2 separate regions of the Homo sapiens genome follow, and region 1 is linked to region 2. The links are chromatin loops, found by intact Hi-C in ENCODE. Cell type or tissue: ascending aorta. All regions are shown on one strand. Each heading gives the region's core, and the rest is flanking DNA. Links, peaks and the distances in the headings are about the cores only. Region 1 overlaps ODAD2 (outer dynein arm docking complex subunit 2). Region 2 overlaps MPP7 (MAGUK p55 scaffold protein 7).

The links. A loop is a pair of places that touch in the nucleus more often than their neighbours do. Peaks named below come from ENCODE experiments on the same cell type or tissue, not always from the same donor. Only the 100,000 strongest peaks of a DNase experiment are listed, where the experiment ranks them.
Region 1: it touches region 2 in a loop (4-fold over the local background); 8 of 110 quality-filtered maps call a loop at or near these places.

The regions. Positions count from the first base shown.
Region 1 is chr10:27,863,767-27,866,588 of GRCh38, reverse strand. The region is part of intron 17 of ODAD2 (outer dynein arm docking complex subunit 2); the gene reads left to right. Among named protein-coding and RNA genes, the nearest start is that of MKX, 120 kb to the right of the region's middle. In ascending aorta, for the core only: a CTCF peak has its summit at 1,252 (motif pointing left); no DNase peak of the experiment used is centred there.
Region 2 is chr10:28,178,033-28,180,854 of GRCh38, reverse strand. The region is part of intron 3 of MPP7 (MAGUK p55 scaffold protein 7); the gene reads left to right. Among named protein-coding and RNA genes, the nearest start is that of SNORD130, 110 kb to the right of the region's middle. In ascending aorta, for the core only: a CTCF peak has its summit at 1,152 (motif pointing right); no DNase peak of the experiment used is centred there; H3K4me3 peaks cover 1,543 bases; H3K27ac peaks cover 1,390 bases.

The sequences.
Region 1 (2,822 bases), core at 64-2,563, 310 kb after region 2:
GCCTGCAGAACCATAAGCCAAATAAACTTATCTTCTTTATAAATTACCCAGTAATTTATAAAGTATCCCTTCATAGTAACACAATTGGACCAAGATGATCCTTGGAAAAGTTGAGCTTTGGGGCTATGCTTTTGAAGTCCCCTGAAATTCTAAGAGCCCCTGTTTTTGCTTTTGAATTTACATGTGCATGGCCTCATTTGAGCCAAGTATATGGTTAGGATTTACAAATCACAATATTGTGAGGGGGCTCTGGGGTCAGACAGATCTGGAATCAAATCCTGCTTCTGCCACTCTGTCATTTTACCTTTTACATGTTAATTTATTCCTCTGGGTTTTCTTCATCTATGACATGCAAATACTAAAGCTCCATCTACCACCACTAACTGCCTCAAAGGGTAATTAGGATTAAACAGTGTTGGATATTTCAAGGTTAATACATTCATGTTTATAGTATTTTGATTTGAGAGCATCCTAATGCATAGAAGTGTAATAAAGTGACAGTATAGAAGACAATTGAAAATATAATCATTTCTTTTGTATTACACAGAAATCTTTATTGTAGAATTTTACAAAGAATGGCAATTAACTATTTTTCCAAATAAGCTTATGAATACATCAGAATTTAGAAGTATGTCCTAACTATCAGAAATTGTATTTAGATTTACTATTGAGAACCAGCCCACCAATATTGCTGCTGTCACTTCTCTCAGCAATCAGGTAAGGCAACGTGTTACAGAGAGAAAGTGGCTTCGCCCTCACACTTGCATAGAACCTGACTCGTGTCCTGCCTTCACCATTTAGTAGGAGTTTAGTTTGGTTTGTTGTAACCACAGTGAAAGCTTTCTTTTAAGGCTATGAGTTTGCAAACAATCAAATTCAATGAATGTTAGTTGAGTATCTACTAACTGCTAGAAACTGGCATAGGTACCAGGCATTCAACAATGAATGAGACAGCAAGAGTCCTCACCCTCCTGGGACTTACAGTTCAGGGTCAAAGACAAACAAAGAAACCACAACTATGTGCAGTGATAGGTGCTGTCATACAGGAGAACCAGGTATTATGGAAGATGCCACTTAACCCAGACTTGAGGTTCAGGAAAGGTTTCCTGAAGAAGAGCATACCTTAGTTGGCAGCTGAAGATGTGTAGGAATTCCCAAGCTAACAGGAAGACAGACAGAAAAGGTTTGTGCAGACTTGTGGAGACATGCACATTTGAGGACATGAAAACTGAAGGACTAATTCATAAAGTAGTGTTCCCTCTACTGGCTGGAGAGTTTTTAAAAATACAAATATTTTAGTGGACCTCACCCAGACTTAATGAATCACATTCTCAGGGAATGAGTGCCAGGGTTCTTATTATTAGCTCACATAGAGAGCCACTGGCTCAGGGTATATGTGGGGGAGGTTGGAGAAGAGGTGTCAAGGCAGGGAAGTTGAGGCTGGAGAGATAAACCAGGGGTGCACCTTGAAAGGTTTGCAAACAACGTTGTGGAGTTTGAATTTTATCCTAAGGGCAGGGGTTGCTGTGGAAGAATTTGGTGGGTATGGAGATGGGATCATCAGATTTACGGTTTCTAATGATCACTCAGTTGAGTAACACATGGTGCCTACCTTCATGAGGGATACAATCTATTTTATAAGGTTCAACCTCTTTGAGCCTCACTTTTAAAAACCTAAAATGGAAATAATACCCATTTTGCATGATTCCTGTGAGGTTTAACTGAAATAACTTATGTGAAGTGCGTAGTACCATGCCTGATACGCCGTTGGGATGCAAAAGATGTGAATTATTATTATTTGAGAAAGTGATAGAGCCAAGTAATTGGTGGACATTACACTCACCCCCATACAACCTTAGAGAAGGTGGAGATCTGACTCCAAGATCTTCTGACAAATTCTTTTCCTTGGCCCACACCTGGGACACCAGAAAGAGCCCACTATCACCCCACTCCTCACTCTCCCCTCACTCCCCACTCTCACCTCACTCCCCACTCTCACCTCACTCCCCATTCTCACCTCACTCCCCGCTCTCACCTCACTCCCCGCTCTCACCTCACTCCCCGCTCTCACCTCACTCTCCACTCTCACTTCACTCCTCACTCTCTAATTTGCATGGCTTTAGTTACAGTCTTTATTCTGATGAATTCCAAATCTCCACTTCCAGCCTGTTTTTTTTTTCTAAGCTCCAAGCCCATACATTCATCTGCATCCTAGATAGTTCCACTTAAATGTCTGTGGGTACTTCATTCAAATTAGGTCTTCTAATATCATATGCCACCCCAAGAAAACCAAACCAAGTCAAACCAAACCCAGCTCTTCCAACATTAGCCCTACTAAGTTGAGCCAGAGACGTGGGAATCATCTCAAATCACTCATCTCTATCTTCTCCAAGCAAGCTTCCCAAATCCACAATCTTCTCTCCAGGCATAGACCACCACCCTCCCCCAAACCATCACCACTTCCCATGTGGTCTAGCGAAATAGCCCCTGTGTTCCCTATACCATTCTTTGCACCCACTCCAACCCTGCACCCTGTAATTCTGAGAAATCTTCTAAGATAAAAAATTGATAAAAATCCTTCCCCCACACTTCAGCCTCTTCAGGGGCTTTCCAATGCCCTTAAAAATGAACTCCAAACCCTTTACCAAGATGCTCCCTGAAGGATCTTAAAGGTGAGACCCTTCAAGATCTCACCTCTTAAGTCTCACTTTCTCCCATGCTGCCTTTCTTATTTTGTGCTCCAGTCATTCTGAACTAGAAAAAAAAAAAATCACCTTCTCTCTCGCTGTCAGATCTGTGCAACATGATGATTTGTCCAACCA
Region 2 (2,822 bases), core at 214-2,713:
CCGCTGGGCAGAAGCCTTTAGCAGTCAGTGCACTCTGTCTCTTCTTCCTACCCTCCAGCCCCCATTGCTGACTGCTGATGTTCCAGGTGGTGGGAGTTCTCCCCACCTGGGTCTGAGCACGTGGGCTTGTGGAGCAGAGTTCACAGAGGAAATGCAGTAGACAGAGAGTGTCTGGGGGAATATAAACTTTCGTTGTTATATGCTGCTAAGGTTTAGGCATTGCTTATTACCACAATATTATTTATAACTTAATTTTAACAAGTATTTTCACTATATTACATTTCAAATATATTTTTCAAATATGGCTTAGTGATGTAGAAATTAAAATAAATAGTTATTAACATTGCATGAGGCTAATTACTTTTAGGTAGTTGCTATTGATCTAACAGTTGCGCTGTAGAAAGTTCATATTCATTTTCTTGTCAAAACTTGGTAATTTTTACATTTTCTTCTTTGATAGACATGCATCTCCCCTCTGCAACCACTGTGGCAAGGCTTGAGAAAGGGTGATATGTCTTGTAAGATGTCCCTGTTTTACTTGATTATTCCAGTTTAATATTAATATATTAACCCAGGAGTGTGCTATCCTGGATACTTTTGATTTGTGTTTCCTTTCATCACTAATAAAACTAGAAGACAAATGTATCTACATTGTTCTTAGAGTCCCCTGTTTCATTACTACATTTCACAATTATTTTTGCTTAGCAAGCGAGGGCTATCAATATCAAAGTATAATACACCCCCTCCCTTCTGATAAAAAACTTTCCTATTTTTTTTGAAAGGCTTGAGTGTATCAAATGGTGTATTTTCATATGCAATTAGTGTTTTAATTGTACCTTTATTTTCTTTCTCACTTTGGAAGCATAGCATCTAGAATTGCTTTCTTCCTCATTGTTTTCATTTCTGTGTTCAGTTAAAAGCTAAATGAAAGGATGTTAACTGCCAACTTTAAAAATACATTTTATTTGTGAATTTCATTTGTTTAAATTGGAATGTTATAAATTATACAGATGGTAAAAATTTGATTTTCATTACTTGACAAAGTTGGCATGTATCTTTGTCTTTTAATTTGAATAAATATTTGGCTAGCCACTATTGTGTGCCTAGTAAATTTAGGTAGTGTTTCAAGCCACTTTTTAATATTATGTGCCTCCACTAGGTGGTGCTCATTCCTTCGGGACATCTGAGACCTAGCTTAAAGAATTTAGTTCTGTCACTGATGGGTTAAAGATAAAAGAAGCAAATTCAGGCCAAAGCAGTACGAAAAACTTGTGAAATTTTTTTATTTCATGTAATGAGTTGTGAAACTCTGTAGTAGAGGTATTTATTATTATTAATGTATGATATTTCCAAGAAATCAGTAATTTTATTATATGGCTCATTTATATAAAATGTATTTAAATAGTTATTATAGATTGTGTTAGATGATGGGGATGCAATGGTGAAAAACAGACACGGTGGTCTTAAACCATATGACTCTTGGAATCAACACTCAAGTAATCACTTGAGTAAGTGTGTAATTATTACTGAGATAGGGACAGGTTTTTGGTGCTTTGAGTGTATAAGGGGCAGAGAAGGGGGTATTTTCCAAGATTCTGGGAAGTTTTATTGAAGAACTGATCACTGATCTAGTTAAATAAGATCTGAAAGTTGCTGAAGAATTAACCAGTGTGAGTGTGTTGGAGGAGAAATTTCACAGTGATGAGGTTAGTGTGGGGTTGCAAGGAGTTCTTTATCTGCACCCCAGTCGTTGTAATGGTTGGATCCAATGGACCTTTTCAGTCCTGGAGACATCTGTTCTTCAGCTTTAATTTCTTGATAATTTCCTTCCCTCAGCTCTTCTCCTCTTCCATCTTTCTAGAAGTTCTTTTAGGTGAATATTGGCCTTTCTGGATTTTACCTTTGCTTTTAAAGAGATTTCTTCAACTTTTACTACATTTCTCTTTAAAATCTTAAAAATTCGCTGCTGCTATTTTAATTCCAGTACATTTGAGAAGAATGTCTCTGTTTCTTTTTTGTAACATCTTAGTCTCATTCCATGGATACACTATAGAATCTTTCTGAGGATAATTAAACAAAACAAAAGCCCCCTTTTTGTTGATTCTGTGTTCCATGAACTTTTCAAAGTTCTAAGTACCTTGTTTCTCTCTTCCAGCAACCCTTTAGATAGATATTAATCTTTACCCCATTGTAAAGATTAGAAGAATGAGGTACCACTTTGATTACACAGCCAGTTAGGTGGTAGAGCTGGTCTTGAACCCAGGTGGTCTGACTCAAGTTCTACATTTTTACTATCATGCTACTCTGCTTGTTGATGAGTATTCAGTAGAATGGTTTCGGTTTCATTTTCAATTCTCCTCATTTTGTTCACAATTTTTCTTTACTCTGGGACTTTTTTTTTCCTGTTTTGCCTGCTTGGTGTTTATCCTGTGGGGGCTTTCCTCAAATGTCTGCTTATTCTTGGTTGTCTGCCTGTGTTTAATAGTGAGTTGTTAAAAGAGCTGATTGGAAGATCTATGTGTTGGAGCAGGGCCTGGTGACAGGTGGAATCTCTGTAGAACAGTGGTTTTCGACTGAGTTGGATTCCTTCTCGCCTTTCCTGGTCATTTGGCAACATCTGGAGGCATCTTTGATGGTGATGACTTGAGGAGGGGGTACTGCTGGCATCTAGGAGAACAGCTCAGGGATGCTGCTGAACATCCTGCGATAGACAGGAAAGCCCCTCACAACAAAGAACTATTCAGCCTAAAATGTCAGTAGTGCCAGAACTTAAAAACTCTGCTTCAGAGGGAAAGGATGAAAAATCAGCTACTGTTGGTTAC